Regions from separate parts of the Homo sapiens genome. Here region 1 is linked to region 2. Evidence: chromatin loops called from intact Hi-C (ENCODE). Cell type or tissue: mammary epithelial cell. All regions are shown on one strand. Links, peaks and the distances in the headings refer to the core of each region. The heading gives the core; the rest is flanking DNA.

Region 1 (2,906 bases), core at 255-2,754, 88 kb before region 2:
AATCACCAAGAAACAGAACTCTTGGATCCTCATTATTAGAATACCTATGAGACAAATTTGCTGCTTAGTCTTGGGCCAGTACCTTATCCTCCCTGGCTCTTAGTTTCTACAACTGTACAAGAAGTACTTTGGACTAGAAGTGGTGTTTCTCCAAGGAGAATAGGGGTGCAATGCTTCACTATGCAAACTGCCTTGTCCATTGTGGGATCTAGCATGCCCGGCCTGGGGCACCCAATGCCAGAACATCTCTAATCACTATTACAATGAAAAAGACTCCAAAACATTTTCAAACACTCTAGAGACCATCTCCACTAGACTGGGTGATTCCTTAGGATCTTCCAGGTGAGATACTCTTGGAATCCTCTGGTTGGCGTGTAGGGACCACTGGTGGCCCAGAAACATGCAGAGGGCTGGACAGCGGGCCAATGGTGGGGAATAAGCTGGAACCAAGCTGGAGATGATGCCCAGGCCATATCCTGGCTCCTGAGGGCAGAACTAGTGTTCAGATTCCCAGCCTTCAAAGGGGCATGAACTCTCAAATGGCTCAGGCCTTCTTTTTTTTGAGATGGAGTCTCGCTGTGTCGCCCAGGCTGGAGTACAGTGGCGTGATCTCGGCTCACTGCAACCTCCACCTCCTGGGTTCAAGCAATTCTCCCGCCTCAGCCACCCGAGTAGCTGGGACTACAGGCGCCACCAATACACCTGGCTAATTTTTGTATTTTTTTGGTAGAGACGGGGTTTCGCCATGTTGGCCAGGCTGGTCTTGAACTCCTGACCTCAGGTGATCCACCCGCCTTGGCCTCCAAAATGCTGGGATTACAGGAGTGAGCCACCGCTCCCAGCCCTTTAGGCCTTCTCGTCTGGGGAGCTCCAGTCTGTCCTGAAGAACAGAATGCAGCGAGTAGGTGATGCCCCTGGGGAGGAATGGCTCACTCGTAGCAGGACTCTACAGGTGGGGCTGGCTGGGGCTAAGAGGGGGTCATGGGCTATTAGTGGAGCTGGAATAGCAAGCAAGAAGAGTCAGTTGTCCTATGCAGGCAATCATAGGAAGTTGGGTGGGGTGGGTAGGGGGACAGTTGTGACTTGGGCAGATGGAGAGGGCTCAAGACTGACCACTAGGCATGCCAGCAGTGGTTATGGACAGCAGAACGGTTGTGTTGCCCTCCTGCAGGGGAGAATGCAAACACACCTGGTTGTCCAGACTGGGTGGTGGAGAAGTAAGGGCAGAGAAAGTTCTCGTGTAAATGAGCATGATGAAGGGCAGCAAAGAGTGATGAGGCAACTGCAGAGCCGCCTCTCCTCAGAGGTGGTTTGTGGTGGGGCTCTGGGGGAAACCAGAGTGTTGCCCAATGTTAAGAGCTCAGAGTGAGTTTTCAGGAAGTTCTGGGAATCGTTGCAGTTGTTGATTCACTGAGTCATCCATTCAACAAGGATCTCCAGGGTTGGAATGAGAACACCCCAATCTTGTACATGTTCTGGGACCATAACTCATCTGGTGTGAGGTATCAGAGATTTGGTGACTGGGAAAAGAGGAACTTGGAAGGGGAAGAATTTGTCAGTGTTTATCCAACTGGGCCCAGTGGGGAGGCAGCTCTGAATCGAGAGAACTGGCCTCAAGCAGATGATGGGGGTCGTGACAAAGAAAGAGGGAGGAGGAAGGCTAGAAAGGATTATTTCAGGTACTGTCCCACCTGATCTAATGCCTGCAACCACCCAGTGAGCCCAAGGCTATGATTTCCCCTATTTTTCAGATTAACAAACAGAGGCCCAGTTCTTGAGTTCAGAAGGGCACTTCTTCAGGCTCACCGAGCTTGAATAGCCCTGAGAATCTCCAAACTGCCTTTGCCTCGATGTCTGCAATCTGTGGGTCTCAGATGGTGACTGCCAAAGTGGAAGGCAGTTTCTGTGTCTACTGTGGATCTTTCTGACAGCAACACCTGTCCCCACAGTAGCACCACCAGTTTTCCAGAAGTCTGGTTATATGGCTGGTGTCCCAGAATCTGCTCACCCATGGACAAACACATAAAACTGAATTTTTAAACTTTCCACACCAGAGACCAAGTCTTGGTGACTACACAATGTCAGCTAATGTGTTTTGAGTGTGTGCTATGTGCTTGGCACTGCTTTTAGCAGTTCAGATATATGAACTCATTCATTCCTCACACCAACCTGGGAGGGACATGCCTCTGTTATCCTCATTTTACAGGTGGAGAAACAGAAGCCTGGAGATGCTGAGTAACTTGCCCATAGTCTCACAGCTGACAAGTGGCCAAGAAGGATTCAAACACATGTGTGCTGGCTCCAGTGGCTCCAGAAGTCTGGTGAGGGGCTACCTGAAGCACATTGCCCCCTAGAGTTAAGGACAGCTGGATCTGGGCTCCGGAAGCCTGCAGTTCATTTCTGGCTGCACAACCAATTAGCTGTGTGACCTGAAGCGCATCTCTCACTCCCTCTCTGAATCCCCATTTTCTCCCTGGTTGAATGAAAGGATTCAACTGGATGGTCCCTAGCTTGGTTGGTTGCAGCTCTGACATTTCAAGAGGCTTCATCAGGCTAAAATAAGCACAAGAGCCACGCTGCGGTTGGGAAAGGGCAGCCTGGGACGTGCGTGCGTGGAAGCTGGGAGGCTCTCCATGGTGAGGAGGTGTAGAGGGCTAATTGCTAGTGCATGAGCTCAGCTGGAGGCCACTTTCTCCACTCTGTGCCCACAGCTGGCTGTGAGTCACTGACAGGTCACCAGCCACAGTGGGGCTGCTGGAGACAGGGCAGACCCTGAACATGGAGAGAAGACAAGTCTGACCCGGTGCTGGCCTTAGGGGGCCCAGGGGACTTGCATGCTCTTCCTAGTCCCTGCCTAGTGCTACTGCACCCTACTAGGAAGGCACCCCATCTCCATCTCCCTGAGC
Region 2 (2,906 bases), core at 93-2,592:
GAAGAAGCATGCATGATGTCCAAACAGTGGGTGCCACAACCCATCAAGAAGACCCCAACTCGTGCCCTGAAGACTGAGCCTGGACCTGTTAACACAGCACACGGTGTTAACCACAATCCCGGGACATGGCAGAGTTTGTGTATGGGGCGTCCGGTGGGCAGAGAAACAAGACTCCTGGGTCCTGGTGTAGGCAAGTCACATCCCCTCCCTGGGCCTTGGTTTCCCCACTTGGGCTTGCACTCCATTCCAGTTGAGCTTCTTACGCTTCTGCTTACAGCCACCCCCACTGACCCCCTGCCCCGCCGAGACTGTGAGCTCCTTCAGTAAAAGCTATCTTTTCTGGCTCGGCTTCTAGTAGGCACTCAGTAAATGGTGAATTAACGAGCAGCTAAAACTAAATGCTCTCCAGGCACCCACTCTGTGCCAGGCTTGTTACCAGGTGCTTCCTATATGTTACCAGGAATCCTCCCACCAACACTGCTGGGAGGACTTCTGAATCCCCATGTTACAGCTGAGGCAACTGAGGTTCAGAGAGCTTAGCAATGATGTGCCTTAGGATGGGGCTGGGATGAGCAGTCTATATGTGGGCTCTAAGCCAGAAGCTGAGTATAAGCTGAAGTCCTCCTTCCCGGGCTTCTCATGCTCTGGCAACAGCAGGCAGGTGACCACGGGGTGGGAGCCGGCCAGGGCGACCACAGGCTGGGCGACAGAAGGAACACCGTCTGAAGACACCACTGAAGAGCATCTTCAAACACTGCGGCTGCACTGCGGGCTCTGGGAAACCACAGCCGCCCACATCTCAGCAGTCTGGGCCAGCCCAGGGCAGGAGGCCGAGCTGGCAGAGGCAGGGCTGCGGAGGGGCATGCAGGCGGCAGGAAGTGGGGTGGGGGCAGGGCTGTGCCAATCACCCACAGAAAGCCTCAGCCAGTGGCAGAACCAGCTACATAATTTGTGGGGCCCTTGTTCAAAAACTGTTAAGAATTTCAAGACGGCAACAGCAGAGTGTTAAGCCAAGCACAGGGTCTTTCTAAGTGTGGGCCGTTCAGGTTTCGTGTCCATGAAGCCATTCTTGGCCAGGGTCATTTACCCAGCTCCCAGTTTAAGGGTTTGTGGCATGGCATTTGGGTAGTAGAAGGCGCCATACAAAAGGTCTGGCCCCCTCCCCGCCTGGGCAAGGCCCATGTAACCCATTGTGTGGAGCATGGCAGGGCTGGCAGAGGGGCTGCGCAGCAAGAAGGCTTGGGCTGTTCCCCTCTGTGTGGGAGTGTGGACAAGCCAGGCCTGGACACTGCTATGTTGGCAGGTGCTGGGTATACAGGGAGTGCTTAATAAATACACAATGATCCAAAGGGATGGCAGGCATTTGGGGTTTGGCCTGCCCGGTGACTCACACCCACCCGGCTGCCCAGGGACACTACGTGGTTGCTTCCATGGTGAGTATGTCGGGGAAGGGACCGGAGCCCTCCCAAAGGCATCCAGAGTCCCTGGCTGGGCCACTCCCAGACCTCAAACCTGCAAGAGAGCCCACGTCTGCAGGTACCCAGAACTAGGCAGGGAGCTGGGCCTCCAGAGGCGGGTACACCATCAGCAGAGAGGAGCTTGGAGCCTGCTGGGAGCCTGCATCCCCAGGCCAACTTTTGGCAGTGGGGATGACTGTACTCACTGACTCATGGCCCTCTCTGCCCCACACATGGCACTCTTAAGGGGCTGGGCCGAGCCTCAATTTAAGTCTTTCACTACAGTACCCAGCATAAGGCCCTGCATACAGTGGGCACTCGGGAAATACTGGTTGAGTGAATACATGTAATCATGAGAGAGCACCCACTCTGCTTTGCTTGTCCTAGGACTGACCCCGAGTTTGGGGGTCAAGGAAAGGAAGTGCAGTATGCTCCTGGTAAGCAAGGTAGCAAGACATGCTCCATCCACACAAGGGTTTGGGTGTGTGCAGTGTGGGACGTTTGTGTGTCTGAGTGTGGGAAGGTGCCTGGGGAATGTACATGTATAGGGTGACCTCATGGATAGGCGTACATGCGTATGTATCCACGTGCTCATGTATGTGTGCAGGCGCTTAGATAGATAGGACGTGCACGCATGTGGGTGGGGCAGGTACAGGAGATGTACACACACATGCATATTTGTGTGAGAGGTGCCCATTCCCACCAGGTATGTGCCATGTGCCTGCATGCACAGGGGCACATGTATGTGGGAGTGTGCCACAGATGCCCGGACATCCTCTGCTTCCTGGACTCCATCTCCCAGCTGGTTGCCCTGCCCCCTCCATGGGCCAGCCCTGCGCAGGCAGCGCTCGTGGCCTGGCCAGGGAGAGAGGAGAGTCGTGATGCTGGGAGTGCAGGCTGCCTTGTGAAGTCTGGACCTGCGCCTCACTCATAGTGTGTCCTTAGATGACTTATGCAGACTCACCACGCCTCAGTTTTGTTGTCTGTAAAAGGGGCTCATGACAGCACTCCTTTTATAAGGTATACAAAACAGTGCCTGGTACCTAGTAAGGACTCCAAAAGGTTGTTTGTTATTTTCTCTTGGCTGGGGGCTGCTGCTGCAACAGACACCAGGACGAGTACTGGAAGCAGTGCTGGAGCCTATGTCCATCCATCACCATAAACATGATGGACAAGTTCCAAACACCGGCTGCCCTAGCCAGGGAGGCAAGAAGGGGTGGGGAGGGGACACTGTGGCCCCAGTAGTTCCCCTCAGACTCCTCAGAGGGCACTGAGGAGCCTGCTGAGGAATCCCCAGATTTGGAACATACCTGTGGTGGGGCATGGCAAGGTGGGGGTATAAAGTCTCTCATGCCAGGCAGCTCTTTAAAAACAGTCCTCTTGGGACAGCGAAGCTGGGCCCCAGAGGCCACCCACTCACTGCAGGGACTGGCGGCCGCGCATGGCAAG

Evidence for each region. A loop is a pair of places that touch in the nucleus more often than their neighbours do. Peaks named below come from ENCODE experiments on the same cell type or tissue, not always from the same donor. Only the 100,000 strongest peaks of a DNase experiment are listed, where the experiment ranks them.
Region 1: it touches region 2 in a loop (2.1-fold over the local background); 5 of 110 quality-filtered maps call a loop at or near these places.

Annotation. Positions count from the first base shown.
Region 1 is chr6:44,010,757-44,013,662 of GRCh38, reverse strand. The region is part of intron 1 of SCIRT (stem cell inhibitory RNA transcript); the gene reads left to right. Among named protein-coding and RNA genes, the nearest start is that of LINC03040, 12 kb to the right of the region's middle. RefSeq lists an enhancer at 2,232-2,906. In mammary epithelial cell, for the core only: no CTCF peak of the experiment used is centred there; DNase peaks (open chromatin) are centred at 1,382 and 2,682; H3K27ac peaks cover 1,673 bases.
Region 2 is chr6:43,922,296-43,925,201 of GRCh38, reverse strand. All of the region lies in intron 1 of LINC01512 (long intergenic non-protein coding RNA 1512), which reads right to left. Among named protein-coding and RNA genes, the nearest start is that of LINC01512, 33 kb to the right of the region's middle. RefSeq lists an enhancer at 673-732. In mammary epithelial cell, for the core only: no CTCF peak of the experiment used is centred there; DNase peaks (open chromatin) are centred at 711 and 1,521; H3K27ac peaks cover 1,091 bases.